2 separate regions of the Homo sapiens genome follow, and region 1 is linked to region 2. Evidence: read pairs that join two places in POLR2A ChIA-PET (ENCODE). Cell type or tissue: CD4-positive, alpha-beta T cell. All regions are shown on one strand. Links, peaks and the distances in the headings refer to the core of each region. The heading gives the core; the rest is flanking DNA.

Region 1 (17,205 bases), core at 5,172-13,171, 62 kb before region 2:
TACTCAGTGACCCCACAGTAGTGATTAATAGGTTGACTGCTAAGCCCTAATGAATGTGTCAGATCTTAGGTGTTCTCTAGGCTAATGCAATTAGCATTGTGTTGAACAGAATATTTCAGCTACTTGCTAGAGAGACTCATTATACTTCACAGTAAACTATGTCTTTTCACCTTTGCTCTCCAAATTTTTTTTATAATCATCAACCTAAAAGGCTCCTATAAATATATTTCACATAGTGTAAGAAAATTTAAGTATTTTAAAATCAAATAGTGATTTTCTTCTACAACAGTGAACCCCTGTGTTGTATATAAAGTGAAGTTGTTTTCAGAGATGCTTGTTAAAATGCAAGTTTCTGAACTCTAACAACAGAAATCCTGATAAAAGGGGATTTGGGATAAGGCCTAGGACTTCATTTTTAACAAGACTCATGACTCAGAAGCTAAGCATTCTGTAGACCACAGTTGAAGAAAGACTGCAATGTGAGTAACAGGACTAATACCTGTGTCTTAGATTAACTGACTATATCAGACTTTTTGTTCTAAATAGTTACTATGTTTCTGAAAAAAAATTATCTGCATCCACATTAAGAAAATTATTTCCACATTAGATTATAATTTTAAATGTGCCAATTATTTTTGGTTAAAAGATTAGAAACTAATTATCAGGATAAGACATAGATGTTATTTCCAACAAACTATGTAAACGTGTAAGATCTATATTCAACAGTGGACATGGCAGGTAAAAGCATTTTCATCCACTAGACAATGGGCCTAGAATTGTGTTTCCAGTTTTAAAAGAAGGACCAAAGGTGAGCAGAATTTCTGCAATTCCTGACTTTTCTCTATGGCCAGAGATGAAACATTTGCATGTTTTAGCCCCGATAATGGAGGACTTTAGGCAATATTCCAGGTACTTACTTGGATCTCACCTAGATATTGCCTTCATCAATTACTAAATACCAAGAATTTGTATGTATCTAGCACTGCTTTCACAAAACAAGCATATATAAAATCCCTGTTAATATTTAACTTAGACATATTTTATTCATCTATCACCCTAAAAATTTTAAGGCAGCTTTTTCCAAATTTATAACTATTTTAACAAACTACCATTTTCTTCATGAATTTCAGAAGAGTTCTTTTGTGCTTTTAAAAAATTATACCATATATATTAAAATAGAAAAATAAGTATGAATAAAATAAAAACATTTATTTGTAGTAAATATAGTATATTTACTTTTTATAATTTCATATTGAGATTTAGTGGTTTGAGAAAGTTAATTATGCCATTGTTCATTCTAATGTTCCTTTTAGATCCAGCCAGAGGGTGGAGGGCTGTCATAGGCAAGTCTATAAACACATGCTTCTTTTGTTCAATGGAGAATATTGAGATACCAGGCTCTGACTAGGACTGGCTAGATGTTATGTAGTTCTGTTTCTTCCTTTGGGAAGGCTGTATTTCCCAGCATCCATGGCCCCTAACTCTGGGTAGGGCAGTATAAGAGTTCTGATCAATAGAATATGTACAGAAATAATGTTTATTCCTCCCAGGCATACCCCCTAAAATAGTCCATATGATCTTCCATGCTGTCTGCCTTTACTATTTGTCCAACAGATGGAGCAGATTTAGGGAACAACATACAAAGCCTTGGGTGATGGAATAGCCACTTTTTGAAACATTGCTTCAGAAAGAAATAACCTGTATTGTTTTAAGTCATCAAGACTCTGAGGTCTGAAAACTAACAGAGAATGTAAATTAAGATTTGGCTTAATTAAAACAGTATATAAAATTTTGTCCTACTGATGAGTTAGTCAACTATCTGCTCAATAAGGAATTATGACTATGTAAGACCTGAAGTTCAAATTCAATGGACTTATATTAATTCACTAGAAGAGACTGTTTCAATTGTATTTAAGAGGCAAGAAAACCCTCTACATATCTTAATATTAGCACGTTTTGGAGCTGAAATCAAGATGACTGTGTGCTGCTCTAGCAAAACATTATTAAACAACACCTGTCCCACAGGATACAGGAATATCTACTCTACAATACCTACTGTTTCTATGGTCACAAGAAATAACATTCTTACAATCTATAAAGCAACTGTCCAAAGGAGATTCATAGAATGTGTGTTAGAAGTAGAATTTTCCATTGACACGCCCAAATAGTATTTAAAGGATACCTTTTGATACTGGAAGAAAAATGCATGTTTAACCTAACCAAATGAATAAGGGAAACATATGCTGTATTAATATAAAGTCACTATATATAAAAAGTATAAAACACATTCCAACACCAACACACATAAACACACACACACACACACACACAGGGAATTATTTCAGGATCAACTGTTTACCTTCGTAGTACAACAAAAAGATAATGTCCTAAAGAATAATTATTATGTCACTGAACAAATGACATTGGTGGAGGTGGTACACAAGCCACTGAGCTGAAGTAGAAAGAATTGAATCAGGTTTATAGAAGGCCTGGGCCAGATCTGGCTTTGTCACTCTCTAGATGTAAAGAGAAAGTTATGAGAAAGTCAGAGACCACAGGTGTTAAATGCTAGGAGTTACAGTCTCTGTTTACTACTAACAAGTTGTTTGACTTGGGAGAGCTATTGTATATATTTCCTTAGCTATGGAATAAAGAGAAGATAATACTTATTTCACGGATCATTAAGAGGATTAAGTCATATCACACATATTAAGTACTTAGGCCTTGGGTGAAAGTAAATATTACTAAATACTGGATATTATACTAATGTTATATTTTCATGACTAAGAGCCATATTATCCTTACTTGAAAAATAAGAAATCACAGAAGATAATTGATATAATTTCTTTAAATGACTATAGTCTGAGTCTATATCTATCCCTTAAAGTCAAATATCCACTTGAAAAATAAAAACGCTAAAAGACATATTTTAAGTAATGACTTTCAAAAAATTCTACAAGAGAGTCTGGTCTGCTATTGAGATTGATTTACAGAAAATAGATGACATAATAAGGCACCAATAATTCCAAATTTGCAACATTTAGAAGTGGGATGGTACTTTGATTTCTTCATTATCCTTCATGACTAATACCCTCATTTGAACATAGAATGTAATAAGATAATTTCCAAGCAACAATTTAAGTTAAAAAGATGTCCTATTTAATGAGCCTTATAGAGATAAATAATTATTTCAGTCACACAAATTTGAATGGGTCTAGAATGTACATGTTAACCCTTCATTTTTGCAGCTTAAAGTGATGTACTTTCTGGGCTTATAAACTGTCAGCAACTTAAATTTTCTTCTCATTCAGAAGAAAGCATTTCTACCAGAGGTAGCGATTGTGAAAAATGACATCAGCAATATGTTGTGGACTTTATTTCAAACTAAATGAAGTAGCCTCACTTAGAAATTCCATAATTTAGTAAATCTTGCTTTGTGCTTACAAATTCTTATTCAAACAAATCCTCCATTAAGACTCAATTCGAAGCAAATAGCTTAAGATGCTGAATCACTAAAATCATTGAAATTTCAGTTCTAATTATACTTTTGATTGGTTTTAAGTGACTATAACATAAAAACAGGGTTTTAATATACCAAGACACTCCATGTAAAACATTGTGACATGGAGGAATTATTTTCTTAATTCAGGATTCTATTTATTGCAAGAAGCTTACCTCCTGCGTACATAACAGCCAGCATAATGGATGAAATCCATGCTATTTCACTGTAGGTAGTGTGGAATATTTGCTGAATTTCTTTGAAGAATACGGTGACAGCTTTGGGGAATGCATAGGAAAATCCAATGGAGATAAAAGCTGCTCCAACCACAATCCAACCCCATCCTCCATCTGGAGGTGGATGCACAGGTGGGGCACTTGGCATTGGTGGCATTTCTGCTCCTCTAGTGGAAATTCAAGTAACCTATATTAAAATAATGAAATAACAGTTTAAATTTTATTTCCCCTTTTGTTTACCACTCTTCATAGTCACTAAAATAGTACTTTCCAGTTAAAACTACAATATGATTTTTCATGAATATTTTTCACACTCTTATACTCAGAAAATTACCAGAAAATGTACAAAAACAATTGATGCAAGTTATATACCTTTGATTATTGTGGGCTAAATATTTAAATAATTTAATTTGATTATTGAAACAAAAATTACTCAAAGTGAAGTTAAGAATTTAGATCTGAACTGAAGTACCATTTTACATTATACATCAGTCATAGCTCTAAGATAGATCTGATACATATTCTACTTCAATCACCAGTTGTTTTAACCTCATTAATTGATACTTTTGGTCTCATTTTTCCTTCCTGTTTAAGGCTAAGCCAAGGAACGAAATGATGGATGCAAAGCCTTTTGACATGATCTATTGGCTTTTTTTATTGCTTTCTGTTGTCTACGCTTTTTGATGATTGTAGAGATAATTCTAACTCACTTTTTTCTTTTTCTTTTTTTTTTCTTTTTCTTTTTTTTTTTTTTTTTTTGAGACAGAGTCTCACTCTGTGGCCCAGGTTGGAGTGCAGTGGCATGATATTGGCTCACTGGAACCTGTGCCTCCCAGGTTCAAGCGATCCTCCTGCCTCAGACCCTAGTAACTGGGATTACAGGCAGGCGCCACCATGCCCGGCTAATTTTTGTGTTTTTAGTAGAGATGGGGTTTCGTCATGTTGGCCAAGCTGGTCTCGAACTCCTGACCTCAGATGATCCACCCACCTCAGCCTCCCAATGTGTTGGGATTACGGGTGTGAGCCACCGCATCCAGCCCCCACTATTTTTAAAAAATAAAAATTATATATTTAAGGTGTAAAACATGTTTTGTTATACATATTCATAGCAAAATGATTACTACGGTCAACCTAATTAACATAACCCTTGCCTCATAGAGTTACCACTTTTCTTTTTTGTGCTCAGAACACCTGAAATCTATTCTGTTGGCAAATTACCAGTATACTATACAGTATTACTAACTATACTCACCCAGTAGTTCAAGGCTGCAGTGAGCTCTGATGGAGCCACTGCACTCCATCCTGGGTGACAGAGACAGGCCCTATCCCTAAAATGTTTTTTAATTAAAGTAAAATAGCTAAATAAGACTTTTAATTGCCACAATGATTTGTACAGAAAATATCTCCTTTTTAAACATTTTTTATAAATATATTTTACATGTCTTCTTCACATACTCATACATCAAAAAATTAGCTTTTTTATATATTTGCTTGTATCTATTATATATTTATGGGGTACAATGTGATGTTTTATGTTTATTTTTTAAAAAGCAGTCTCAAATTACTCTTTTATAGGAAGTAGAGGTATAAATGATAAATGCACCTACCATTCTATTAGACAACGTAGGTAAAACAAATTTTAAAAATTGTTAAATGGTATGAAAAAGGCAAACCCTTTTGATTTTTCCAAGAAATTACAATAAAGTAAAATTTAAAGTTATTCCTGACTAAATACACACATATAAAATATGGCTTTGGATACAGTGGCATTAATTTGATGGAATAGTTTCAAGAGTTCAAATTACTTATCTTATTGAATTAATGCATGATACTCAAAGTAACCTATAATGTAATCTTATAGGTATACAAAAATGGATAAGGGGATCTCACTCAATAAATACTGTGTACTTATTATGCTAAATAAATGCTTTTTATTTTCAGTAAGTATTTATTCAGTTTAGTTTCAATAAAAGCCTTTTAAGGTATTTTTTCTATTTTTTAAATGTGACAAATTTCAGAGATATTAAGAAGCCTGACCTAAGTAAAATAGTAATAGCAGTGACTGGATTTCACTAATCACTGCTGACTCTACAGATAATATAAATAGAATTAGAAATAAGACTGCCGAGTGATGTAATTTAGGGAGAAAAAAAAGCAAGCAAAAAAATCCTCGGCATTTTTATTACATCCTCTCTGCATATCCATAGTATTCTTTTTATTGATCAAAATGGTCATAGGCATCTGCTTTTCAAAAAATGAATAAAATAACTTGAAAGATTTTTTATAGGTACACATTTGTATGTTAGAAGCCTACCAAAAAATGTCATGGAAACTATAGTGACAAGGTCAAATGAAAGGCTTTAACCACAAACAATTAATGCACATAATGTAGATCCTAGTCAATCACAGTAATTGGGGCAAAGCCACTTCTATAAGTTAATGTCGTGCAGATGCTAAAATTGCTAAAATCAACCCCAAATACCACACCTCTCAACAATTATTTTGAGATGGTTTGTATGTTTTCAGCATGTGTACAGCTTGCTTTTGTAATCATTTTTGCTTTCTTAGAAACATAAACGTTTTCTGTCTTCTATCTATCTATTCATCTATTAATTGGAAGATAGGTTTATTTCTCCTTGGTCATCAGTTAACCTAACATGATGAGTTTACAGCACATGTGCATTGGAAATAGTATCTTTGAAGATGTATAATATTTAAGGAAAAAAGAAAAGGAAATAAATATTGTAGGTATTAGTGAAACCAGTTGAAAATAGCAAATGATCTTTGAAAGTTGTCTAAAGAATCTGAATCTATATATTACTAAATTTTATTACTATATTTTAAAGTACCTATTTTATTGCTTGAAAATTAAAAAAAGAAACCCTAGAAGAATACTGAGGAAATACCGAAGGACATTTATGTGGTAAACTACTCTTTGTTGTATAATCAGCGTGTAAAAACAGTTATGGGGCTTAAAGTCCTCACTCTGCAGTTTTCCTGCTTGCATAAAGAAAACTAAACCATCTTTTATTACTAATTCTTGAGTTTAAACTATTGTAGTTTTTATCATATCTGCTATAGTAAACATTCAGAAATACAACTGGATTATTTATTTTTCACTCACTTCAAAGATCATAAATAACATTTCTAAGTAATCTTAAACCCATATTTTAAAATAATAACATCAATACAAATATTATAATTTGTTAATATTCAAATCATGTTATAAATATGGGATTTCCATTTTACAGACAGGAAACTATGCCCATAGGAAAGTAAAGAGGTGTGTGCAGACTCACACAATAAATAGGTGTCAACACTAGTATAAATTCTATGAATTAGAATTTTCCCAGCATTTAAATATGCCCCCCTTAAGAAATGTATCACTCTTATATTAAAATAATTTGAACTTATAGACCCTTTAAAAGCATTCTACTTGGTTTGCTCCTATACAAAGAATAAAATAGAAGACAGAATGTACACACACACACACATATACACAATTCTATTTTCTAAAATTCTAGTTTATTATGAAATTGTAAATTTAAGCCTATTTTCCTTTACATGGTTTCATCTTGTGGCATGAAAATTAAGCATAAGAGCTTCAAATGCTACGAATACTGGCTCCATCATTTACTCTGTAACACTTAGTAAAGTAATAAAACTGAGTCTGTGGTTTCATCTGTAAAAACAGGTTAATAACTATATTTAGTTTACAAGGTAATTAAGAGCATTGACAGAAGACTACATGTAAATGGCATGACTAATACGTACTAGACAAATTTACCTATCATCCTAATTTTTCTTAAAATTATACATAAAATGAAGATGAGTGAAGATCTTAAAATTACATTTTTGAAGAGAAAAAATATATATGTGGCTTTCCAAATTACATGTCTTTTATTACATTTAATGTAGAAGCTATAACTTTTAAAAGCCAAATCTTAAAGTGAACTTTGCATGACGATCTCATCTTGAGCGTCGAAAAAAATTGCATGGAGTACCTACCTCACAAGAGTAATATAAGAATTAAATGAAATAATGTATGCTTGCCTCAGATTAGTCATCTGTACATAGTTAAGTGTTCAATAAGTCATAGTTGGGGCTGAATGTGAAATCCTCCAGAGTTTCTCTAAAAATATGAAATAATTTTAGGATCTTCAGAAAATAGCAATAGCCATTTTTAATCTAAACACCTCTGTGTGTTCCTCTCTGACCACATCACTCTTTCTCTACCAAAAGGCAACAACTATCCCGAATTGTATGATGGCTTTTAACTTAATTTTATTTATACTTTTACCATATATGTACGTGTGTATATGTATATGTGTATGTGTTCCTAAATTTATATGTAATACATAAACTAAATATATTACATTTTATATAAAATTTGCATTACCTAAAATATATATAGATCAAAGAGTCAAAATTAAATTCTTAATAATTAATAATTAAATAATTATTTAATACAATTATTAATATTTCAAATATATATTAAATTTTCTATATTATATGCATGTAATAATATGCATATGACATATATAATCTTGGAAACAGTTTTTAAATTTAATATTATAATTTTAGATTCAGACATGATGCACATAGACTTATAAATCTGATGTCACAGAGTACAGTTGATTCTCATTATTCATGGAAGCTGTGTTCTGTAAAGTCACCATGAACACTGAATTACCAAATGCTGAACCGCTGCACATAGTAGAAAAACAAGGATAGGTTTCTGTGAGACTCTGATCACATTTTCATCAACCAATCAATACAAAACCTTGTTTTATGTGTGTTTCTGTTTAAAGACACCTTACTTAATACATATTGCTGATTCACTGACATTGAACTTACAGCGAATAGCGCTGTAACTCATGTCTGGATGAAGCTTATCTAACACAAGTATTTTTTCTATAAAACACTTCACAGTTTTCTTGTACTGAGGAATGCTAGAAAGCACTTCAGCATTACTCTTAGGGACCATTTTAAACAGCAAGATCACCAGCAAAAAGCACAAAATGTGAAAAACATGGTATTAGACTATAAAAAGAATACTGGTTTACAGTATGAGAGAAAACTAAAACCAGAAGGCAGGGTCTTGCCTTGTTTGACTTCAGCTGGGAATGTAAGTGTTGCATAACAAATTTTTTTGCTGTTCTGTGCATGTCAGCAAATGATTGCAAAAGTGCTGTGAATCACAAATTTCTGTGGATATGCAAATTTACAAATATGGAACCACTCATAATAAGGATTGACCATATGTCATTTCTGAATATACATGTGTATGTATCTATATCTATATGTAACCCATAACTATGTATAGAGATTTGGACTGTCTCCAGTTAGATGTCATTATACTCCTATGAACATTCCTGTACTTTCCTCTCTTGGGGCATTTGTGCAAATAATTCTTCAGAGATACTGGACAGGAATTATAGAAGATTTATTGTAGAAATTTACACTGAAACCAGCAGTGCATAAGAGTTCTCCTTGTCACATATCCTGACCAATGCATAATTTTAAAATTTTTTCTAATGCAGTAGACATGAAAAAATTCATTGTAGTTTTAATTTGCATTCTGTGATTACTAATAATTTTGAGTATCTTTTCATGTAGTTAGAGCCATTCTGTTCTTTAAATATCAGTTCTTTTATTTTACTAGTTATGCTTACACCAAAGGAAAAAAGCTTCCAACTTGTCCTTCTAAAATTTGGAAGTTTAGGCATCATATTTATACTTCAGTAATTACCCTACACATTTAAAATAAATTTTCACTTAAAGATTAAAATCAATAACTATTTATCATTTGCCAAAGATATAAATACTAATTAGTAATTTAAAATTTTAAAAATAAAAAAATACGTAAAGAAAAACATGCAAATCACCCACAATCCTAACACTAGAGTAAACTATGTAAACATACTGGTGAATACTCTGCTATAGCTTCAGTTATACATGTTTACATAATACATTTTATCCAATTGAAAATGACAACAATTTTAAGTTATATCAAAATTACGTGTATAAATATGTACTAAAAGAAAACAACTTCTAACTCATTAGGTATTGCTAAATATTTTCACAATCGGATTATGATTCTTCTGAATCACTTTTTGAATCACAGTTTGCAATAGCTGTGTTTTCTTACACAATATCCTCCTCTGGCCTATAAAGAGCATCCATGGTTTGGCATTTCTACAGAGTACTCCATTACTGTCTCTAGGAATTTCTTTCAAGCTGCTTATGCCATTTTAAATTTTGACACTGATGTTCTTCATCTTACCAGAAAATATCAACAGAAGATATTCAGTGAACAACGGAACTTATATTCCTTCCTCTAATGGTCCACAAACGGTTTATTGACTGAAATATCAAAAGACTGAAACTGTACAATCATGATCAGAAACAATTAATAGGCATAGGCCATGACTCTGCCATTCCTGCCACCTTAGCAACAATGATCATAAGATGCCATCCAGTGTAAGACATCTTCATTTCAAAGATGTTAAAATGTGAAATATGTGCTTCTTAGAATTGAAGAAACAACAAATGCAGTAAATATTTACCTGTATATATGTATATTCAATGTGTGTATATATTTATGTATATAAATTTAATAAAAATGTGCTATATAGAAGTACAGTTCTAAGATTTGAATATCTCATTTATTTGGATTTCTTTAAAATCATAAATAGTTGCATAATCAGTTTTAACAATATTTCCCTAGTTAATATTCTATAAATTATTTCATAAAAATTCAGGACTGTTTAGATTCTTATCTCAATATTATAAGCTATTGTAATAAGTACTTTTCTTATAGTTCTGATTTCAATTTGAATCGTAGGAAAACATAGATTTTTGCTCCAAATTCCTGATTCTCCCAATGAATAATTTGGAAACATCTACAATATTGTTGCCTTCAAATAACATTTCTACTGATTTATTTACTACCCATCTTTCCCATCAGAGTCTAAGATAACAAGTCAATTATTGTACCCCAAGTTCTCAGTATAGTTATTAGCATATAATAGGGTAAATAAAAGATAAATTGATCAATAAATAGCTATAAATATTTGAAATTGGAAAAAGAAAACATTTCACCCATTATGCCATCTGCTGTCATTTTATCTCTGTAAGTATGAAGTTTCAGGTTTTGTTTTGTAACAAAGATAAACAGAAATAAACCAAAATAAAATGTTAGGCCCATATATGTTTGTTTGAGGCAGACTTTTTTTTTTTTTAACAGTCTTTTCTAGACAGGGGCAGCAATATCAAGGCAAATGCTGGTAGCAATTATAGTATAAGTGCCTGAGACGAGGTTGGCTTTAGATAACATCCTAAATGAAAAGTAAAGGAAAGGAATATTTGCTAAATATATCTTGACTACAGTATATACAAGTAAATGATGAGGCCACCATCCAAATTCAGAAAAGGACTAAAAATGGAAGCATCAGAAAAACGGAAAGAAGTAAAAATGGATAGTAATAGCATATACTACCAGCCTTTTCCTTCAACTCTTCCCATTTTTCTATCTCAAACTCACATACACATGTGCACCCACGTGCGTGTGCACATGCATACACACAACTACATATCCTCCTCTAAGTATCAATCATATCCCCAGACATATTTTAATGCACAAGTGTTCTTTCGTTAATGGTTCTGAATGACAATAAGTGACCTGCACATCAGCCTTCCATAGATAATCAACTGTTTCACATTTCTCTACATTCTGGCCTGAAGGAATATCACCTAGGAATTCTGATTTATATTCCCTATTAAATTCATGTTTTTCTAATGTACTGTATGTTAGTTCTCTGAATTGTCAACTACTTAAATTGTTCCTGCTTTGTTATAAAAGTGAAGCTATTTTCTCAGATGCTACACAAATCATTCCTTTCAAAAGTTTCCTTGCCTTTAAATAAAAAACATATGATTAAGCGTTTTTTCTCCTTAATCTTTTCTGTTTTGTATTACTTGTTTTTCCATAGTTCATCAATTTATTTCTCATTTATATGAAATTTTACTTTCTGTTTTCAGCATATTTCCTTGATTTGAATGATAACTATGGGTTCCAGGGTGCAAGGCGCCACTCACATACTTCTTCATTTTCTTATCTACTACTTATTTTGTTTTTCTTCATATAAAATGACATCTTATGATCTCTTAACTGATCCATTAGAAAAGAGACCCAGAACCAATCAATTCCAAAAATTCCAATTCCAACACTGTCACCTCTTCCTCATTAGTGACTCTTGAGTTGACCAATTGTCAAGATTCAAGTCATACACACTCTGGCTTCATGCCTTTTTTTCCTATGCCCAATTCTGTAACATTTTCATACAATTTATATCTGTTGTGTCTTATTTCTTTTAACAAGCACAGCTTGTAAGCACAGCCAAGAAAAACAGAGTTAAAAGTATAGTTTTACGTGTTGATAGATGTCCACTTGAACAGATTTCTTTGGATTATATGTGGAATCTTTAAGCCTAGTCACTAAACTTTGAAGAGTGATATTTGAAGGCAATACAAAGGAAAAGATGTAGAGTAGATTTTGGATTATCTAAAGAAATAGAAAACAAATTGTTACATGCATATTTGAATTCAATAAGCCTAATTAGAGCCACTGCCTTTAAATCACCTCAATAAATTTTGAACATCTTTTAATAATTAGCAAAATTGAATATATCTTCGTCAATATAATAATAGAACTAAGATATGACTAAAATGACCAAACATGCGCATGAGAAAAAATTAAAATAAAAAGTATAAGATTAAAAAAATTAGGTTTTGTTGAAAAAAACAGTAGATTACAAGCCTATTATTATAAGAAAGAAAATTCTTATTGGCATTCACTATCTGTCACTTAAATAATTACCTATACTCATTTAAATAATTTTCTCTAAAATTCAATTAAATAAATTAAATATCCACTGACAATGAAAATAAAAAATTAAAATATAAGTATTAGAAATACTGTCAGTAATATACATGGCTTATAATAAGACAGACTGGGTTTTAGGAAGGAAACAAAAATTATTTTAGAGATCTTCTGATTTAGAATTCACACTTCCTAATCAAATCGGGGCGACAGAAAAATATGCTAAATCTCTAATCCATCCAATATCTTTGTTTCAATTTAAATATGGTGCTGAATATATAAAATTTAGTACCTAAGAGTTTGTTTTGTTTGGACCAAGGCTTTCTTTGCCTAGATCAAAACTAAGAAAATGTCAATACTTTGAATTAAATAACCAGTGTCTGCCTTATATCCAGGGCCACCTATTCTAAAGTGCTGAACAAAGGCAACACAGCCACCAGGTCAAATGACGTTTCTATGAGAGGATGAAGCAAGTGTGATCTGCATGCCAAGTCCATGAGAAATGGAGGGTGGGGACTAGGAAGACTATGAGTAAAGAGGCTTAAAAGTCAGGGATATGAGAAATTCATAAGGATGGAACTAAAGGTCTAACTTGTGGTAGGAATGAAGAGTTCACACTAAATGGGTCTCCTGGGCCTGGGATTAGAGCAGTGAGAAGAGGCTCATACATCAGCTCTGGTCCTACCAGGAGGCTTCGGACCCATCGGTGGCTTTTTAAAGCTGGGTAATTCGAGAACAGCAGCTCCATCCCACCACAAGTAACCAGCTCATCCAAAGGTAGAAAACCTTTATATTTTGAGGAAATGTATTTTCTATCTATTTCCTCTGGCAGGGAGAACTTCCCTGGCTTCAAGGCAAAGCCTCAGAAGACAGCCTAAGGCATATCTAAAAATTAGGTTTTGATCTTTCAGTCTATGTGCTTAATTACACTCATAATTTATACAGGCTCCATGTGGCAGCCCTCCAAGAAAATAGAAAAAAAAATTAATATAATTTATACAGGCCAGCTTAGGGACCAGATAAAAGAGATCTTGACAAGTCCAAATTATATATGCTCACCAACATTTCTGTGAAATTTCACAGCACCTTAACATAATTGACCCATTTTCTTCCAGAAAGACTAACTCACATCCAGAGTTCCTTTCAACAAATGGGTAAATAATCCAGGAAGACTCTGCTTGACAGTTATATCTATATTAATCTATGTTACATCCTTTTCTTTACATATATTAACTATCATATATTTCATATACACTTATGCAGATATATTTATACAATGCATTTACTAATCTTTAGTTTTAAAAATGAAAGGTAGTGTTTTAGTGGAAACATTAAAGATGAGGAAACATAGAAGCAGAGAATAGTATAGTTGTTTCCAGGTGACTAGAAGAGGAAAATGGAGAGGAATTAGTCAAAGAAACAAAGATAAAATTATGCAAGATGAATAGATCTTAGAGATCTACTGTACAGCATATTATCTGTAGTTAACAATACTGTATTGTACACTTAAACCATGTGGAATGAGGGTAGATCTTATGTTGTGTTCTTTTCAAAATGTAACAATAATAAAGAAGGCAGGAGCAAACTTTTGGATGTGGATATATTTAAGGCATATATTGCAGTGACGGTTTCATGGGTGTACACTTATCTCCAAACTAACCAGGTTGTATACATTATAGACAGCTTTTTGTATGTAAATCATACCCCATTAAAGTGGTTTAAAAGTTTTTTTAAAAAGGTAGTGTTTTAGAGTTTGTGTGTCTGACTACAAAGCCTGTAGAAAACCAACAATCCTTAAGCCAGTGAGAAGGCTTTCCTTCAATTTGGAAAAACCATTATTTAGAGGACTGCTTCCTGAAGTCCAAGTAGGCATAAAGCTTATTCCCCCTACAAAAGTAGCTTTAATTATTATAGCCAGAAGTTGGGCTTTGTCATCTGCTAATTTTGATCCTTAGTAATCACACACATGCCATATGATTTATGATTGGCTTTACTTGTAATAGGGTGCATAAAAATAAACAATGTTTTAGAGCTTTTTATTTTTCTAAAAATACAAATAATTTATTTTCATAATCCCATGAACTCCAAGGAACTGGTATTTTGAATCACGTTTCATAGATGAGGGCATAAAGGATCAGAATTGCAAAGTGACTTTTTTAAGTATAATGTCTAGTAGGTGACCAAATTGCTACCACAACTAGTATTTTTTTTCATTAGGGCTTTTGTTGCTGATTCCACTATAACACAACATGAAAGCTAACTTTTTCTGCATAAAATTATACTTCTTCGATTTTATTCCTCTGGGAATTTCCAGATTTCAGTTCTTGCGCATGTCCATTCTGATGGTCTTGTTCATCAGAATTTATATTCTTATCTTTGGAATTCAAAAACTACAACTATCCTTCAAAGTCTTTTGAAATTCATCATCTTTCCAGCTTATTTACACCTGTGCTGTCCATAATGTTTTTGAGTGTATAGGCTCCAATATAATATCACTGTTTACAAGAGTGACCTTCAGGTGTTTTTCAACAATTTATGTGGTGGGATGGACTGAAGCCCAATAACTTTGCCTTTTCTTTTAGAATCAATACGGGTTGATTAAACTATGGAGAAAAATATGTAACACATAGGAGTAATGAAACTATTAGTGATGATCCATGGCTAGACTATAATATTTTATTCAAGACTCTTTCAGTCACATAAAATATTAGAATGTTCCTTTATTTATTTTGTGAATAATCTTTCTTCAACTTTTGAAACCTAAACCAGCATGCCTCCATTCTATGAAGTCTTACCAATATTCCATGCTATCCAGAAGTTTATATTTCAAAATACAGTTTAGAAATAATGTACTCAGCAAACTAAGTCCCAAAATAATCAATAGTTCTTAGACTATTGGTTTCACTATAAATTCCTCTAGAAGCCCTACAGTTAAAGCATGAGTTTTTCTCTACATCCTACTTATAAAGTGTTTATAAGTTATATTATATTATGTTTTCACCTAAATGAATTAATTTGTTCTCAAAGAATAATTGTCTGGTTTTTTGGCTATTTTCTTTTTTTATACAAAAGGATATAGCAACATCAAATTAATGTACAGTGTTTAAGTTTAGGTGACAACTCACCCAATTTTACAACAGAAATTAAATTGAACCAAATCTTTTCTTTCCCAACATGTAATTAAATTAAAATTGGACTCTAATCCCGAGAGGCTATTTTATTCTTCAGAGTGAACCATCTCTTAAATCCTATTGACTAATTTACTTTGACATCTAGACAAGAGAGATATCAATAGCTCATAGACCACAAAATGTCAGTAACACAAAACCTGTTTTTAGACTACACTATTGCGGTGGTTAAATGACTTTGAGAATGCTAACTGGCAATAAGGGTCAAACTAACTAAAAATGCTTTATAATGGGCAAGTTAGAAAAAAATAATATAAACCAGTATATAATTATCTATGAAGAATTGGAAGTACACCTCCCATACAAAACAATTCCCCTGATTTCTAATACAGGTTGAACATCCCCAAATCCAAAAATCAGAAAAATTATGCTTCAAAATCCAAAACTTTTTGAGTGCCTATTTGACATCACAAGTGACAAATTCCACAGCTGACCTGGTTTCAAGCATTTCGGACAAGATATACTCAAACGGCAGAATTGTGTGTAAAAAGTTATAATAGGGTGAATGCCAGCTATGTCCATGTCTGGATCCCCAGAACTTGTAATATTACCTTATATGGCAAAAGAGTGTATAAATTAAGGCTGTTGAGAGAGAATCTTACCCTGGATTACCCAGGTGGGCCCTAAATGCAATCACATGTATCCTTATAACAAAAAGAGCCAGAGGGAGTTCAGAGACACACACACAGAAAGGAAGACGCAGAGAGAGATGTGATGTGAGGATGGAGGCCCAGCAGAAAGTGATGTGACCACAAGCCAAGGAATGCCAACTGCCACCAGAAGCTAGAAGAGGCATGGAACAGAGTCTCCCATAGAACCTTTTTAAGGAATGTGGTTCTTCACCTTGATGTCTAGAAATGTAAGAATATAGTTCTATTGTTTTAAGCCACCAAGTTTGTAGTAGTTTGCTACGACTGCCCCAGGAAACTAGTATAGTAGTAGTGGTGACTCATTTATAAAAGCCATTAACCAAGCAACTGCACTACAAAGATGTTTTTCTTGTAGGCACAATTGCACAGGTATGCAAAGACACATGATGTCCAGGGCAACATCATTTATCACTGTGGCAAACTGAAAGTCATTAGAAAATGTATAAATTGTACATTCATAAAAAGTGTTAATATCATATAACTATAAAATGAATAGGCAGATTTACATGCACTTATACAGCTAAAATGTTGTTAAAAGTGTAATAAATGAAAAAAGTAAGATGTAGAACAGAATATAATTATTTTAAATTGTATACACAGAAAGACTACTTAGGTTGAGAAAAGAAAACTAGCTCAGAGCAATCTGAGCAACATGAGGTATCCAAAATTTATCAGGCCCAGAGAGACATGAGTATGAGACTTCAGTCAGCCCAGCCCCTCTTCCCCACCCATGGTGGAGGCAATTGTT
Region 2 (17,205 bases), core at 5,066-13,065:
TGGCCAAAACAAAGGGGCTACAGGCCCATGCAAGTCTGAAATCCAGTAGGACAGTCATTAAACTTTAAAGTTCCAAAAGCTGACTCACTCCATGTCTCACATTTGGGTCACAATGATGCAAGAAGTGAGCTCCCATGGCCTTAAACAGCTCTGCCCCTGTGACTTTGCATGGTACAGCCCCCCTCCTGGCTGCTTTCATGGGCTGGAATTGAGTGCCTGCAGCTTTTCCAGGTGCACAATGCAAGCTGTTGGTGGATCTACCATTCTGGGTTCCAGGGGATGGTGGCCCTCTTCTTACAACTTCACTAGGCAATGCCCCTGTGGGGTCTCTGTGGGGAGCTTCCAACCACACATTCACCTTCTGCACTGCCCTAGCCCTAGCAGAGATTCTCCATAAGAGCTCCACCCTGCAGCAGACTTGTGCCTGGACATCAAGGCATTTCCATACATCCTCTGAAATCTAGGTGGAGGTCTCCAAACCTGAAATCTTACCTTCTATGCACCTGCAGGACCAACACCATGTGGAAGCTTCCAAGCCTAAGGGCTTGCACCCTCTGAAGCAATGGCTTGAGCTGTACCTTGGCCCGTTTTAGCCATGGCTAGAGTGGCTGAGACACAAAGCATCCAGTCTTGAGGCTGCACACAGCAGGGGGGCCCTGGGCCCAGCCCAGGAAATGATTTTTCCCTCCTAGGCCTCCAAGCCTGTGACGGAAGGGGCTGCTGTGACGGTCTCTGACATGCCCTGGAGACATTTTCCCCACAGTCTTGGTGATTAACATTTGGTTCCTCATTACCTATGCAAATTTCTGTAGCAAGCTTGAATTTCTCCCCAGAAAATGGGTTTTTCTTTTCTATCGTATTGTTAGGCTGAAAATTTTCCAAACTTTTATGCTCTACTTACTTTTGAACATTTTGCTGCTTAGAAATTACTACCACCAGATACCCTAAATCCTCTCCCTCAAGGTCAAATTCCACAAATCTCTACAGCAGGGGCAAAATGCTGCTGGTCTCTTTGCATAGCAAGAGTGACTTTTACTGCAGTTCCCAACAAGTTCCTCATCTCCATCTGAGACCACCTAAGCCTGGACTTCATTGTCCCTATTACTATCAGCATTTTGGTCAAAGCCATTCAACAAGTCTCTATGAAGTTCCAAACTTCCCCACATTTTCCTGTCTTTTTCTGAGCCCACCAAACTGTTCCAACCTCAGCCTGTTACCCAGTTCCAAAGTTGCTTCCACATTTTTGGGTATCCTTATAGCAGCACCCCACTCTCTGTGGTTCTAATTTACTGTATTAATCTGTTCTCATGCTGGTATGAGAACACACCCAAGACTCGGTAATATATAAAGGAAAGAGGCTTAATTGACTCACCATTGCACAGGGCTGGGAGGGCCTCAAGAAGCTTACAATCATGGTAGAAGGGGAAGCAAACACATCCTTCTTCACTTGGCAGCAGGAAGAAGAAGAATGTGACACAAGCAAAGGGGAAAGCCCCTTATAAAACCATCAAATCTTGTGAGAACTCATTTACTATCATAAGAGCAGCATGTGGGTCTCTCCCACAGCATGTGGTGACTATGGGAACTACAATTCAAGATGAGATTTGGGTGGGGACACAGCCCAACCATATCAAATGGTTTTGCTATCTGATCTGACCCTATACCACTGCTTTATTCTCTTTTAGCATCATGTCTTCTCTTGCACTACATCCAATAATAAAACTGAACTAATTTAACTTTCTAGCCTGAATAGATGTCAGTGCCTATTAAGAAATCCTCTTAGTCACCTTTCTGTTGAGCAAGCTCCTATTTATTCCTCAAGACCCAATTTAAAGGTTTCTCCCCTGTGAGAGTGGTACACAAGAAAGACATAAGAGATAATGAAGAGTACTAACAGGATAAGGAAACTCCAGGAAAAACAATAATAGGGAAGGCTCATAATGTTTAAAGTTGATAAATGATAATGGGTTTCAATTATGATATTGGATTTCATGCTTAACTTCTATCTTTCACATACATTTTTACTTACTTCATGAAAATCATTTCAACCACTTTCTAATGGCATTAACAAATAAGAGTCTTAAACCTCGCAGGTTTGCAGATAATTACAAAAATGTCTCCAACTGTCAGGAAATTATGTTTTCTATCCGTTATAAAGAAATTTTGAAAGGGGAGGGAGGAACGAGAAGTAAAGTTACAACACACATTTGTTGGTGAGAAAATAAAAATCAAATAAACAGATCATTAACTTAGAAATTTTTTTGCAATCAGAAATTAGTTAAGTACCAGTTATTTATGATATTATATTACAGGTCCAAGGTAACTTCTAAAACTAAAACGTAAGACTTTATAACTGTTTTCATTTTTGTTTTTTGTTTTTGAGAAAGAGTCTCACTCTGTTGCCCAGGCTGGAGTGCATTTTCTTGGCTTACTGCAGTTTCCACCTCCAAGGCTCAAGCAATTCTCGTGCCTCAGCCTCCCAAGTAGCTGGGATTACAGGCATGCGCCAACATGTTCGGCTCATTTTTGTATTTTTAGTAGAGATGGGATTTCATCATGTTGACAAGGCTGGTCTCGAACTCCTGACATCAAGTAATCCACCCACCTCAGCCTCCCAAACTGCTGGGATTACAGTCATGAGCTACCGTGCCCGGACAAGACTTTATAACTTTTGATGCGCACTAAAGCCAGGGTCTAGGTTGTCGTTAACATCCGGCAAAGTTTCACATAGTTTTGCTTTGCTTTGTTTGTATTTTTTTGTTTTTTTATTTATTTTGACCACCCACCTTTACTAAGTTCTAAATGAAATAAATTCTCCTGTTATATTACTATTTTGATTTTATGCCAAATGTTATCAATATTTTAAGCCAAATATTCAAACTTATCAAATGCTGTATCCATATTTCCGATTCAAAATCTGCCATATGCTCAGAGTTGCAGCAGGACAGATAATGCTTTTTTAAAGGGTAACCTAAGAGTTATCTCCATGGATAATTATGTTCTTTTGTGAACTGATGTAGGTCATTGATGAAATAGTTTCAAAGTCACTCTCCAAAACTGAAATACCGATGTGACATTTGGTAAATTTTCAGAACCTATTGAAGTGTAACACCACGATTTTCTTCAAGAATACCACATAGTTTGCCAAAATTCCCTCTGTGCTGTGAAAAGACTGCTAGAAGACCAACGTTTTCAGACTGTTCAGCTTGATTACACTGGTGTGGTCCCATTTATCTACAGCTATTTTAAGCATCTTCTTGAATTACAGTAAGCTATATTGTAAATCTAATTATATTTGCCCACAGGGAAGTAAGTACATAAGAAGCCTGCTCTGTAATCTGCTTAATAAAAGGCACTCCAGTTTTCTTCATAGCATTTATCAAAAATTGTCATTATACAGTTGTTTATATTTCTAATGCCAGTCTCTTCCACTGTAACTTCCATGATGATATATGGATATGTTACATATGCAGTACCTAGCAGTGCCTAGAGGGCCAATAAATGTTTGATGACTAAATGAACAAATGAATAACTATGTAAGAGACAACTAGATTTATAGACATATATGCTTACCACTTTCAACTTGTGCCGAAAACTTATATGTATATTAGAGACTCTTGGGGTCATAGTGCAGAGTAGTGTAAGTACAGACTTTCAATTCAAATGGAATGGATTTAATGTCAGAAATGTTATTAGTTCTATGATCCAAGACAATTGGATTGAGCTTTCTTACCCTCTGTTTCCTCATCTGTAAAATGTGAATAATTACATTGGAGTAAATATTAAAGTTAATGCATATGAAAGTATGCAGCATAGTCTGTGGCAGAAAGTAAAGTCTAAATCAAGGAAGTAATATCATTTACCAATATTTTATACAGAATCTAAGTGAATTATATTAATCTAAATTAATTATCCAAGTGCTTTTAAAAATTGACAACATAAATGTATTCTGAGGATATGCTGGCAGTGATAACTCATCAATAATCTATGGCTCTACAATAAACTTTCCAACATCCTTTGTGCCTGTATTCCCAATTATTATAAGGTTTTTCAACAAGTTACTTTCAACTAAGTTTCAGAATTCTTTACTCTGTGTACAATTTCCAAATTCTTCACAACAATTATGGAATCTATCTCAACTGAACTCTATAAAGACAATCTTAATTGATGGTTAGTCAATTCTCTAGTCTAGATTGCATGTTCTTCCTCAATCAATTTTTATTTCATTATTGCCCATTCATTCTATAACTTTGACTACTATCACAGTGGGAAAAGTCATCATCACTGAATTGTGCTTTGTCTTCTGGACTATACCTTCCTTGAGGCTCTATCTTCTGCATGAAGAATCAGATCCATCTTCATTCTTAACTTTTATTCATCCACTAATGCAATGTACATTTACTGTGCACCATCTATAAGACAGGTACTGCATTAAGCTTTAGAGTTACAAAGATTAACACATAAAATCCTGAGTATCAAAAAGGTCACAATCTAGTAGGAGATGCAAATGAAGAAACATAATTATGAAAAATATGGTAAGCGAAATAAATATGTGCATGATTTTATGGGAACACTAAGAACGGATATCTAACCACCCTGGGGTGAATGAAGGGCAGAAATAGGTTCCAGAAAAAAAGAATGGTTAGAATAATTCTTAAAGGATAAGGAGGAATCAATGGGCTAACAGGACTATAGGTAAGGAATTCCAAGCCTGAGGGTCAAAATGAAGCACGGAAACAAAGGATAATGAATCTGTACAGGAAATGCTAACAGAGCAAATTCATTTTGAAATACTTGTTAGATCATCTATGCAGTTCAAAAACTTTGTCTCCAGAATGTAAATGTATAAGAAAGGACTTAATTTAGATTGTGTTTAAATTGAAATGAATTAGCATTATAATTTTTTAAATTGATACTTTTTTTGTAACACTATATAAAGCAATATTAGAAAACATATGGTTTGCTAGATGCTACTCAGTGTTTTAGGGCACATAGATACAGTTTTGATAATCCAAAATGGTGAAGTATTACCACTATTATACATCTTCCCACCAAGGACAAACTCTACACTGCCTTATTAATGACATCTAGGAAAGGGCCACAAAGACATTCTATAAAAAGAAAGTGACATACATTGAAAAGTACAATGAATAATGGTTCTTTAAGCCCTGGATTGTAGAAGAGCATCAGAATTGGCTCCCTTCTTTCACTAACGGAAAATGTAAGAAACAGTGACATCCAATAATGTTAAGCAACTCTCCTCAAATTAGAAATATCCATGTAAAATGGCTCCCTTCAATGTAAATATTAGAAAAGTTACAAAGGCAATATTTTGTACAACGGACTAATTTTGTTTCCTATGCTGATACCTGCTAAAAAAAAATAGCCCTAGAAACTATTGCACAATTATCATATATATTTGGACTCATCAAAAAAGTATTGGCTTATAAATAAACTATTTTTATATCCTATCAAAGCAGAAACTTCATTTTTCATTCAGCATGGTAACCCCATCAAAAGCAAAGTAGGCTGTAAGAATTGTTTTTGAATGAATGAATAAATGAATGCATACCATGTATAAGAATAGACTCTGGAGAATTTGGCAGCAAATGAACACACAATGTCTCTGCCCTAGTAGGGAATACAAATACATTAAAAAGACTGCTTTGTATCAATTAAATTTAAAAAGGATTATAAGAATAAGACATGGTGGAAATTGGTTCTTTAGCTTGTGTGATAAAGGAGGCCTCTGGGATGGAAGAGTTAGTGATAAGATAGAGATTTACCCAGGTAACTACTTTGTATGTGCTATTTCATCCATTTCTCCCTACATCATTTCCTGGCAGCTATCACATCTCCAATTTATAGATAAAGCTTAAACAGTTAAATAAGATTTTTCAAACAATATGTATGTATAGACATATAAATATATATATTTTTAATTTTCTATACAAATGTTGCCTTCAGTGTTTTGTTCAACTAGAAACCTTTCTAAGCATGCAATTTGACCACATAAGTCATTTTTTCATACATGCAGTTCCTCTTTAAAAAACCTACACAATATTAGTTTTAAAATTCTTAAGGGAACTTTGGCAAAACACCAAAATATTTTCTTTTTTTAATGTTTTAGAAAATACATTTAGAATATCAGACTCTTTATGAGGCTTCCAAGATGAAGGATGGGTATTTTCAGTTTTTAATACATGGCAGAACTTGTTTTGGATAGGGGCTGTGAAAAACTTTCATTGTATCTGTCAATCAAATGGTAAAAAAGGAAAAAATCATTGAAAAAAAATCCTACACAATTGCAAACACATGGGATGATAAACAGTTTTAGTAGTAAACGGTGGCATGGATCCTCTTGTTATCTGGATAGACAGAATTCGAGACTATTTTAGGAAAAGCACTACTTTCTTTTTCAGAATGTCACGTATTTAATTTCTCATAACAAGCAAAAATAACAATCCTAATGCTTGGAAAAGTGAAATTCTAAATTATTTTTTCTCTGGGGGGGCATAAAGTTCAAGTTAACCCAAGATTTAATTTCAAATTATAAAACAGGGACATTCACCAAAATTTAAATAGGACACAAAAGTTCTAATCATGAAATGTCCCCCAAAAGTCAAATATTAAAAACATTAGAGTAAATTGCAAATTCCCTTTCGTTCTGCTTACTAATTGTGTTGAGCCTAATGTCTTCTTTGTTTCTAGCAACATTCCTGAGTTTCCTTACAACCATTTAAATTTGGCATGTGGCTGAGAAATAGTTACAACTGTTAATGCTGCTCCAAGTACTGGGAAGGTGGCATGCCTAGAGGGAACATGAAAGCTGTGTACCCCCACCCACACCATGTCCTGTGCACCAATTCCGTGTGACTATTTCTGAGTTATATCCTTTATAATAAACTGGTAACTATAAGAAAATGTTCCCTTGAGTTCTGCGAGCTGTTCTAACAAATTATTGAACCTGAGTAAGGAGCTGGAATCCCCAATTTGTGGCCATGTTGGACAGAAGTTGTGGGAGATCTGGGGACATACTACATGTGATTGGCATCTGAAGTATGGAAACGTATTGTGAGATTGAGCCCTTAACCTGTGGAGTCTGCACTAACTCTGGGCCATTAGCATAAGAATTGAGTTAAATTGTAAGACACTCATTTAGTATGAGACAAAATTGGAGAATGGTTGGCAAGGGAAAAATTATCATATATTTGGTGTCGGAAGGGTTGTGTGCATGTGTAGATAAACAGTAGTTGGCCAGGTATGCTGGCTCATGCCTATAATCCTGGCACTTTGGGAGGCCAAGATGGGAGAATCTCTTGAGCCCAGGAGTTGAGACTAACTTGGGCAATATCGGGAGACCCCTGTCCCTACAAAAGATACAAAAAAATTAGCCAGGCATGGTGGCTTGCATCTCTCGTCCCAGCTACTTGGGAAGCTGAGGCAGGAGGATAGCTTGAGCCCGGAGTCAGGGGCTGCAGTGAGCTTTGATTGTACCACTCTACTCTAACCTGGGCAACCGAGTGAGATCTGGTCTCAAAAACCAGAATGACAAAAAAGAAGCAGTAGTTTTCTTTTTTCCTTTTAATCACTTTGGTTATACAGCATGACTTCAACCCCCTCATTGTTACAAAGAGTTTGATATCGTAGTTTTAGGTTGCTTTTGTGTTTGTTTTATTGCTTATAAACAGTAATATCTGTAAAAACATTGTAAGGAGAGAAATAAGAAAGGAGCCAAACAATGCGCTGTTTTGTCTCAAACAAAATTGATGGAGTAAACTAAAAAATGATTTTCAGAATACAGAAGGATAAAGCCAAAGAATGATGGTAACAATTACAAGAGTGTTATGAAAAATTAGCTCTCAACTCCTGAAACAGGTGTTGAAAATTGCTGAAAAAACTTTGAAAAAATATAACCAATGCACTTTTAAAGAATTATTCAAGTCTAAAGCCCATCACCCAAAAGTATTATACAGTTTGCTCATGTATGTATTACTCAGTTTATATTTCCCAATGAAAGATTAAAACTGAATAGGATTGTAAGCTATTAAATTAAAACTTAATGTTTAAGAATTAACTATTCTGGCTCAAATCAGTTTCAACTACCAACATACAATGCAACTCACATGTTAATAGTAAAGATGTAATAACCCATCAGGATACATAAAAATACATAAACTCTTCTCGTAATTTGATATTCATATAAGTACTTAGTATCATGTTTCCTGTGTTAATTGTAGGCCAAAACAGCTAACAGAGATTCTAGTCTCCTCTGATAGAAACTTACACAAACCTTTTCCTAGAAAATTATCATGAAAGACATTTTAAAAATTACACCAAATAGACTGGAGAAAGTATTTTGAAAATGTTTAAATTTTCAGAGATATAAGAATTACTTGTAGAATATTTAAGATGTTAAAAGTCAGGTCTGTCTTCTTGGGTCAACCACTAATGAACTGAGTGAATTGGGAAAATTTAGTTAAGCTCTAAAAATCAAATTTTCTTCATTTCTAAAATAGGATTATCTCCTAGGTCAGTGAAAGAATGAAAATGATATACTACTTTCCCAAAGTGAATCACAGAATCTAGAACCCCTCTTCTCTAAAGCAAGCCATAAAATCTAGAAAGTCACTCCCTCCCCTGTCCCTTCTTTCTTGAAGATTCTCATTCCAGAAAGATCTTGCCCCTTCCTGGGAGAAAAGAATGCTACACAAAGAGTCCAAAAAGCATCTGAACAGACAGGTTTTGCTGGGTTTTCCTCCTTCAGCCTATTACCATTTCATTTTACCCATACTTTTATCCAGTTACATTTCAACACAGCTGTCTATTCTTTATCGAATAGACAGCTTACAAAATGAATCTTAGCTCATTTTGTACTGCTATAACAGAAAACCACAGGGTGGGTAATTTCTAAGCAATAGAAGTTTATCTGGCTCACAGTTCTGGAAATGGGGAGCCCAAGAGCATGGTGCTGGCATCTGGACAAGGCCTTCCTGCTGCATCATTTCATGGCAGAAGGCAGAAAAGCAAAAGAGCATGAAAGAGCAAGAGGGAACCAAACTTGCTTTTATAGCAAGCCAACTTTCACAGGAACTTATCAACTCACATGATAAAGGCATTAATCCACTTATGAAGGCAGAGCCCTTATGACCTAATCACCTCATTAGGCCCCACCTCTTAACAGTGTTGCATTGGGAACTAACTTTCCAACACATGAACTTTGGAGAACACAGTCAAATCACAAGAGAACGTAAACATAAAACAGACGGTTTTCCCTGGGTCTTTGGTCTTCATTTCTGAAGGCTCCCATATCACATAAAACTTTGATTAAATAAATTTGCCATGCTTTTTTCATTAACCTGTCTTTTGCTATAGGAGTGTCAACCTATTATGTAAGTCTAATGCCTCTGACTGATGTATGAGAAAAGGTCTCACACCTTTCTAACCCTACAAAGGTGAATGCTAAAACAGAAAGAAGAGAAAAAAAAAAACAGAAAGAGAATGATAAATGAGCAGGAAAGCCTCAACGAGACCGAGGTGAAAATAACTAGTCACTCTAAAATATCAGATTATTAGATTTAAAATATTTAGCAGAAAAAATCCTTTTGTCCCAAAATGCATTTTACCAGTTTCTTTTGAGCTCTGGGCATGTAGGCAGCACACGACAGATTTGAGAATAACACTTTGTGGTATCTTAAATTTAGGTACTTTTTAAAAATTTAAATATGTGTGACATGTTGGTTTCTTTCCCTTTCAATGTGCACACAAAAGGGGCAGTGAAGGGACTGCTTCTTTTACTAAAAGCAGTCAGAGGCTAAAGCAAAGATAATCTTTCTACTAAGCCAGAGCAGAAAGCTAGATTTACATTTGAATCATGTGACATGGTGACAGTTTCTTTTTTAATACTCAAAGGGTAGAAGCTGATTATTCTTAACTATTTTCTGTTCAAAGAAATGAGCTGAAAGGTCAGAGGTACTTGACTTCTACAGGCCCATAATGGAAATAAAAACAAAATTTTCTAAGTTATGGGAAATCAGGAATTATTTTCTCATAATCTACATACTACATGAAAAGTAACAACATATCAAGTAGATGTGCTTAAGGATTAGCATCTGGATTATCACAGTGTGCCCAGCACTACATAAAACTAGTATAACATTGGAATTTCTAATCTTAAATTCATGTAATCAAATTCATCATATATCTCCAAATGTATGTACTACTTATTGTCTCTCCAGCTGAATTTGTCCACCACCCTTATAATTCTGCAAATTGCAATATCTGATAATAAATTCCTACTTTAAAACATATTAGCTAGGTGTGGTGGTGCACACCTGTAGTCCCAGCTACTTGGGAGACAGAGGCAGAGGACTGCTTGAGCCTGAATAGTCAAGGTTGCAGTGAGCTGTGATTGTGCCATTGCACTACAACCTGGGCAACACAGTGAGAATTTGTCCCAAAATAAATAAATAAATAAATTCCTATTTTGTGCATCTATTTTTGTCACCAGATGTAAAAAAAAGTATGTTGCCTGAACATTCTGTAGAATAACTTAATCAGAAAAGGCCTAAAATACTTTTGTTCCATACATTAGAAAAAAAGAGAATAATAATTTAACTTCAATTTTCAATGATGAAAATTTTCTACATTAATGTTTTCCTCTTTGATTGTTTCTTGACATTAATGCTGGGAAAAATAAGTTCATCTGAGGGAAACAGAAAGTGTTCTTATTTAATTTCTTCAAATATCGTAAGTGTAAACAGGTATTAATTTAGAACCTACACAGTTTTGATCATTTTATCTCACGAGTTCATGAAGCCTAAGTTTGCTTTATTTGAAGATTGGTTAGTCAGTTTCTAATAGAAAAAAATAAATAAAAATGTAAGGAAAACAAAATTCACATTCAGCATACCCTACACAGTTTTTTTTTTTTTTTTTACAGAAGTGCATTTAATAGAAATTGGTGAAATAACTGTTTAAATATTTAAATATGTACTAAAACATTGATACTTCTAAGTATGCACTTAAGATGAATCTTTCTGAATACTACTGATTTCTAGCATGTCATTATTAACATACATAAAGAACCGAGAACAGGGATTTTTGAGTGTTTAAGAGTTTTAAGTGCAGTATACAGTCTACCTTCCTCTGAAGAAGAAGGAATATTTTTTTCTGATGGACAGATAAATCAAGTCAGAAATATCCCCTCTGCCACCTCTGGGCTACACAGGAGTCTTGTCAAAATAGAATCCATCTGAAGTATAGATAGGTTTTAGGAAATTATAACATAACTCCTTACAAAACCTTCATGGAAAATACTATTGTATAACTGATACATGGATTTTCAAACAGATAAAAATAAGTTTCAAACTGCTGGAAAATTCATGAATTTGTTTCTAGATTATTAAGTGGAAGAAATGGTGTTCAAGTAATTAGTAAAGTAAAGGATATTTTAATATTCTTTAATGGCAAAAGCATTGGATTGTGTCATTTATTGCATTGCATGATTTGTAATGTGTTCTATCATAAGCTCACTTTGTATATAAAACTGAGGAATTTGTTTCAGCCAGATTTCCAATGGAAAGAGAATTGAGGAAATAAGTCAACCAGGCAATCAATGTTAATAAGGGGCAGAAATTCAAGCTCCAATAGTACATTTTGTACCTGTATATAGCAGAGAACTTTCCAATTAGGGCCAACAAGTAGAAAGCTGATAACTCCAAGCTGAGATTTATAGGGAGAGGTCAGCAGCATGTAATGAGAATTTAGAGCACATACATCCAGCTGTAACACCTTTAGTATAAGCATAGTTTCTAATGGCAAAAGCTAATGGCTGCATGACAATAATAAATAATGGGGAGAGAATATTCTAGCCTTAGGCCTCAGAAAAAGAACTGTGGTGGCATTATACAATTTTCACTAACACTAGATGAAAGAATAGTTCTAAAGGGGTAGTTGCATTCTCAAGTGCATCAGCTGAACTAGAATGTGGAAACCATAACAGGCAAGAAACAACATTTCCTTGCATTCTACCCTTCCATCCTTTTTTCAATATAATTTATATCTAGGAATATCCTTGCAGGGAAAACAAAAGAAATAAATCATTTCCCTCTTTCCTATCACCCACTGTAGAGCATTCAAGATAAAATTGTTTTAATTTACAAAAATTCTCTACTTGGTCAAACTTTATTCAGACTCTTAAGCCTTCTTCAAGGCCCATCTGTGCACTTTCTTATAAAATCCAGTTTTAGCAAAGAGCCCTGCTATGTTGCTTTAGCAAAAACCTTACACCTTTGATATAGCATTGCCCTGGATATCTACTCAGGCTCTTCATCCTCCACCATCCCTCAGGTGATATCTGACCACCCTGGCCTATCTTCAGTAAGAATCTCGTTAAGGTTGGTTTGGCTGGAATCCCCCTTATCCCCAAAGTTTCCTCTTAGTAATTTTCCACCTACTAACCCCTACCCTGCTCCTTGGCTATGAATTCTCACTTGCTCAATCTCTCTCACCAACTATAACATGCAGTTGCAGTGGTTTCCCATACCTATGGTGATGATATTAAATAAAGTCTTTCTTACCAAGCTTTAACAAGTAATATTGAATAATTTTTTTTCTTTAACAAAATAAACAACATTTAAAAGCACTGGAATTCATCTGGCACTTATCATGTACCTCCCAGTATAATCTCAGTGTGCTCATAATGCACACAGTGTGCATGCTGCTACCACCTGGAGGTACTCTGCACAATCTACAAGGCCATCTACAGGCAGACCTGATGTAGTATGTAAGAACGGATTCCAGAGTTGGCAGATTTGGAATCAAGTGATCCTAACCATGTGACTACGGACAAGATAATGAACCCGGCTGTTTCAGTTTCCATATCCATAAAATAGGGATAATGTTAGTAATCATCAGTAAGGGTTACTAAGCATTAAATGCAAATACAATATACAGCACAATGCCTGCCTGGCAGAAGTTAGTGAGTGATATGGTTTGGCTCTGTGTCCCCACCCAAATCTCATCTCCAGTTGTAATCCTTGTGTTGAAGGAGGGAGCTGGTGGGAGGTGATTTGATGGATCATGGGGTGGTTGGCCCCATGCCATTCTCGTGATAGTAAGTGACTTTTCAGGAGATCTGATGGTTTTAAAGTGTAGCACCTCCCCTGACTCTCTCTCCTGTTGACATGGAATATGTGCTTTGCTTCCCCTTCACCTTCCACCATGACCGTAAGTTTCCTGGGGCCTCCCCATCCATGCAAAACTGTGAGTCAATTAAATCTCTTTTTTTTTTTTCATAAATTACCCCAGTCTCTGGTAGTTACTTATAGCAGTGTAAAAATGGACTAATACAGTGAGCTATGAAGCTGAATGATTTAATTTGTCATTATTATTATTTATCAACTTTTGTAGTAAGTGTGGCAAAAAAATGAAGCACCACACTAGGTGTCACATCACCGAATGTGAAACACCTGGAACTGTAGGGATTGAACTCTACTGCTAAATGTTAAGTAACAATATCTCTCTTATTTAAACTGTAGACTACATACAATACAATGTGGCTTTGTGATCTCATATGAACTGATATGATTAGTAGTCCATTAGTATCTGATGTATCTGTTACTTTGGCAGCCATAATGCACAAATTGCAGTTTCTGAAGTATCATAGCTTCCCTCAAAACCCAAGAAAATAGAATAGAGTAGGGTTGGGTAGAACTGATATTAGCAAATACAAATAGTACAAAGGAACCTTAACCAAAAAGACTGCCTAACTTTGTATAATGTAAAGAAAATAAAGTACAAGCACATGGCAGATTTTTGAAGAATTTTTACAAGGATCAGAAAAATGTAACTCAAAATCTTGTCATATCCACCCCCGGATGAACATCAGAATTATTATTCTTCAATGCAACCAAGGCCTGGAAGTCGGGTATATTATTAAGAGCAGAATAGATACCTCACCTTTTGGTAACTTTCACACAATCCTCAATTCTCCCTAACGCAACACTCATCAGCCCATTAATTCACAACAGTTTCTTTCCATAGCTCTCTTCAATCCCTTCTTCCCCAAGTGTGTCTCAGCCACTCATACACTGCCCAAAGTACACCTGTATTTAATTGCTACTTTGAATACAAAAAAGGCCACACTGCTGGCTGCTCCTTTTGGCATTTTACAAATAAAAAAATATGCTAAGTTATTCCAGTTGGATTGCATTTCACCTTAACCGGGGGTGATACTGTTCCTCAGAGGATATTTGGCAATGCTTGGAAACATGTGGCTTTCACAACTGGGAGTGTGCCACTGGCTTCTAGAGGACAGAGGTAGTGTCAGGACTAGGGCAAGGCACAGAAGGTGCCCAGGGCTCAAGATTTAAGGAGGAATTCAGGGTTGTGCAAGTACAGGATTAAAATTTATGAGCCCCAAAGAATGAATGCCTCCTTAAATATTGTGCCCCAGCTGCCTCCCTTACCCAACCCTAGTCCCAGAACTGGGTAGATGCCAGGGATGGGGCTAAACCTCCCCCATAAAAGGAATTATCCCATCTGAAATATTAATAGTGCTGAGGTTGAGAAACACAGACAAGTTTTAAAAATCTAAAGAAAATCAAGGTTAGAAACTTTCAATTCCCTTTCTTTTCCACCACTTTAAGTAACAAATCTAAAATCATACTTTGTTAAAAGTGCATAAAAGTCAAAGCAGATGAAATTCTAGCATTTAAGTTTAATCTTCTTTATTCCTATTTACATTGTATACAATGAAGTTAAATTAATTCTACCCTTTCCTTTCTGTTCCATCTTCCCTCTGCTAGCATGTCTTTTACTCATTCCGTCTACTTTTAAGCTATAGATGTAAAGATGTCTTCTAATTGACATCTTCCCATAAAAATGTGACCTCTCACTTCTCAGGACAAACAAATTCTCATCTTTGATTCTACTGTCTTAGGGTTTTTATACTCTGTCTTATAGTAATTTATTTGCTTATTTATTTCTTCCCACCCCACTTCCCACACACAAACAAACATACACACAAATACACACACACTAATTTAAGCTACTTATGGGCATGAACCATGCTTTTATATTTACTTTCCCAACCATCTCTACATGGAACGGTGCTTTAAACAAGTAGGGCTCTCAAACTAACGCAGGAACAGAAAACCAAAGACTGCATGTTCTCACTTACAAGTGGGAGCTGAACAATGAGAACACATGGACATAAGGAGGGGAACAATACACACTGGGGCCAGGGTGGGAAAGAACATCAGGAAAAATATCCAATACATGCTGGACTATTGGTAATGGGTTCATCTGTGCAGCAAACCACCATGGCACATGTTTACCTATGTAACAAATTTGCACATCCTGCACATGTACCCTGGAACTTAAAATGAAATAAAAATTTACAAAACCAAGTTGTATACTCAATGCGTTATAAATGGACTGATGAGGCAAGTATATATAATAATAGCTAACAGACAACATGAACCATAATATTTCCTGGAGGCTATATAAACATAATAGTGCATTACTAGGCCTTGTTGAGTCCAGTACCAATGCTCTTTTCCTAGCAGATATCTCCATCTGTTCCAAGTTTGATGTCCCAGAATGTTTGAGGTTTGTCTTCTGTAGATAACTGACTTGAATTCTGCTACAAGCGAAAGTACAGAAGGGAAACTATTTTCTTCCCAAAGGCCTATTCTAGCAGCAGAAGACCCAATGTCTTTGCCTGAGCTATGAGCTCCAATTCAGAAAGAAAATAAATCCATTTATTAGTAACAGTTGGAGAAAGAACCTTGTAGTATATGTAAAACTCTTCAGGATACCAAATTGATGCAGCTTGAAAGCACATTTCCATCAATCTCTACCTCACCCTTGCCACCGTAACTATTCTAAAACATTTCTAATTTTGAATTTTAGCCAAAAATAAGCTAAGACTACCTAAGAGGTTAATATGTAGCTATAAATATCCCCTTTGAAAAAGAATACAATACATATGCAGCAAATTTTTCAGTTACTTGTCCTTGAAACAAATCTAATGTATTTTATGTTTCTAAATATGCAATTTGACAAAAAGCAAATTGAAGGCCTTCTCCTTGTGAATACCATGAAACCACTGATTTTAATCATTTAATCTTATCAAGGAATTAGCTTACACCTTAGCACCTGGAAAGATTAAACTCTACAAACTTATTATGAAATAGTTATTGTGTAAAAAAACTCTATTAGAAATTTGATGCATATATATTCCATTGACATAATAATTTTCAAAATTTGAAGTCTCAGAGCTACTACGATAGGTTTTCTCATAGTGCAATTTGACTCTGTGCTAAATACAAATCATCTTGTTTAGTTCATAGCCATTAGTTGGAAGAAGAAAGCTGACTTGTTTTGAGCACTCTGAGGATGAGCCAAGTAATTTCTGTATGTGTTTCATTCAATACTTGTAACAACCCTGATGAAAGATATTTCACCAGACACATTTTACTGATGAGGAAACAGCCTCAAAGAGGTTTATTAAGCTGTCAATTTTCACACCACTGGTAAATAGCCAGTGCTTCTAAAGCATGATCTTCCAACTGTGTCTAACTACTACCATTTGCAAAATGTACTGGATTACATTTTGTCCCATGAAAGACAGGAAATCTGTTCATATTTTAAGAGTATTCCACAAGTGAACCAATATATGCAACTTAATGTTAAGCTGTAATAATGCTCAAGATGAGACTATAAACTTCCCAAAGAGAAAACATACCACACCAAGGAAAGTGACCACAACAGAGAGCCATCATTCTGCCGAATTTTCAGTGGTGTATTCAGAAAGAAAGAAGGAGAGTCAGGGTGTATCGCAATTACCACAATGCCAATCCAGTTCTCACTCCTTTGTTCTTCGTTTCAATAATTGTTGACTTGTGACTACTATGTATAAGACAATTTGTACCTACTGCATAGAATACAAAGATTTAAAAATGGTGTCTTTCTTCAAAAAGTTTACATGCAATGAATACAAAATTTAAAGGGCAAGATAATACACAATGAGTTCCAGAAGCATGTTTCTATCAGTGAGAAAAAATTCAAAAGAGAAAACAGATTCTTCCAGCTGGAGTCATCATGATAGCATCATTAGAAAGGGTGGACTCTGAGTTGTCCTTCTTCAAGGACAGGCTAAATATCAATAGGTACCCACAGTGAAAAAAAAAGTATACT

Evidence for each region. Peaks named below come from ENCODE experiments on the same cell type or tissue, not always from the same donor. Only the 100,000 strongest peaks of a DNase experiment are listed, where the experiment ranks them.
Region 1: POLR2A ChIA-PET joins it to region 2 with 11 read pairs; 2 of 35 experiments call an interaction of 5 or more read pairs at or near these places.

What each region holds. Positions count from the first base shown.
Region 1 is chr12:59,691,489-59,708,693 of GRCh38, reverse strand. It overlaps SLC16A7 (solute carrier family 16 member 7), which reads right to left. Exons shown (of 6, transcript NM_001270623.2): 3 at 3,676-3,922. The coding sequence starts at 3,892. Among named protein-coding and RNA genes, the nearest start is that of SLC16A7, 100 kb to the right of the region's middle. In CD4-positive, alpha-beta T cell, for the core only: no CTCF peak of the experiment used is centred there; DNase peaks (open chromatin) are centred at 8,913 and 9,873.
Region 2 is chr12:59,629,736-59,646,940 of GRCh38, reverse strand. All of the region lies in intron 1 of SLC16A7 (solute carrier family 16 member 7), which reads right to left. Among named protein-coding and RNA genes, the nearest start is that of SLC16A7, 42 kb to the right of the region's middle. In CD4-positive, alpha-beta T cell, for the core only: no CTCF peak of the experiment used is centred there; no DNase peak of the experiment used is centred there.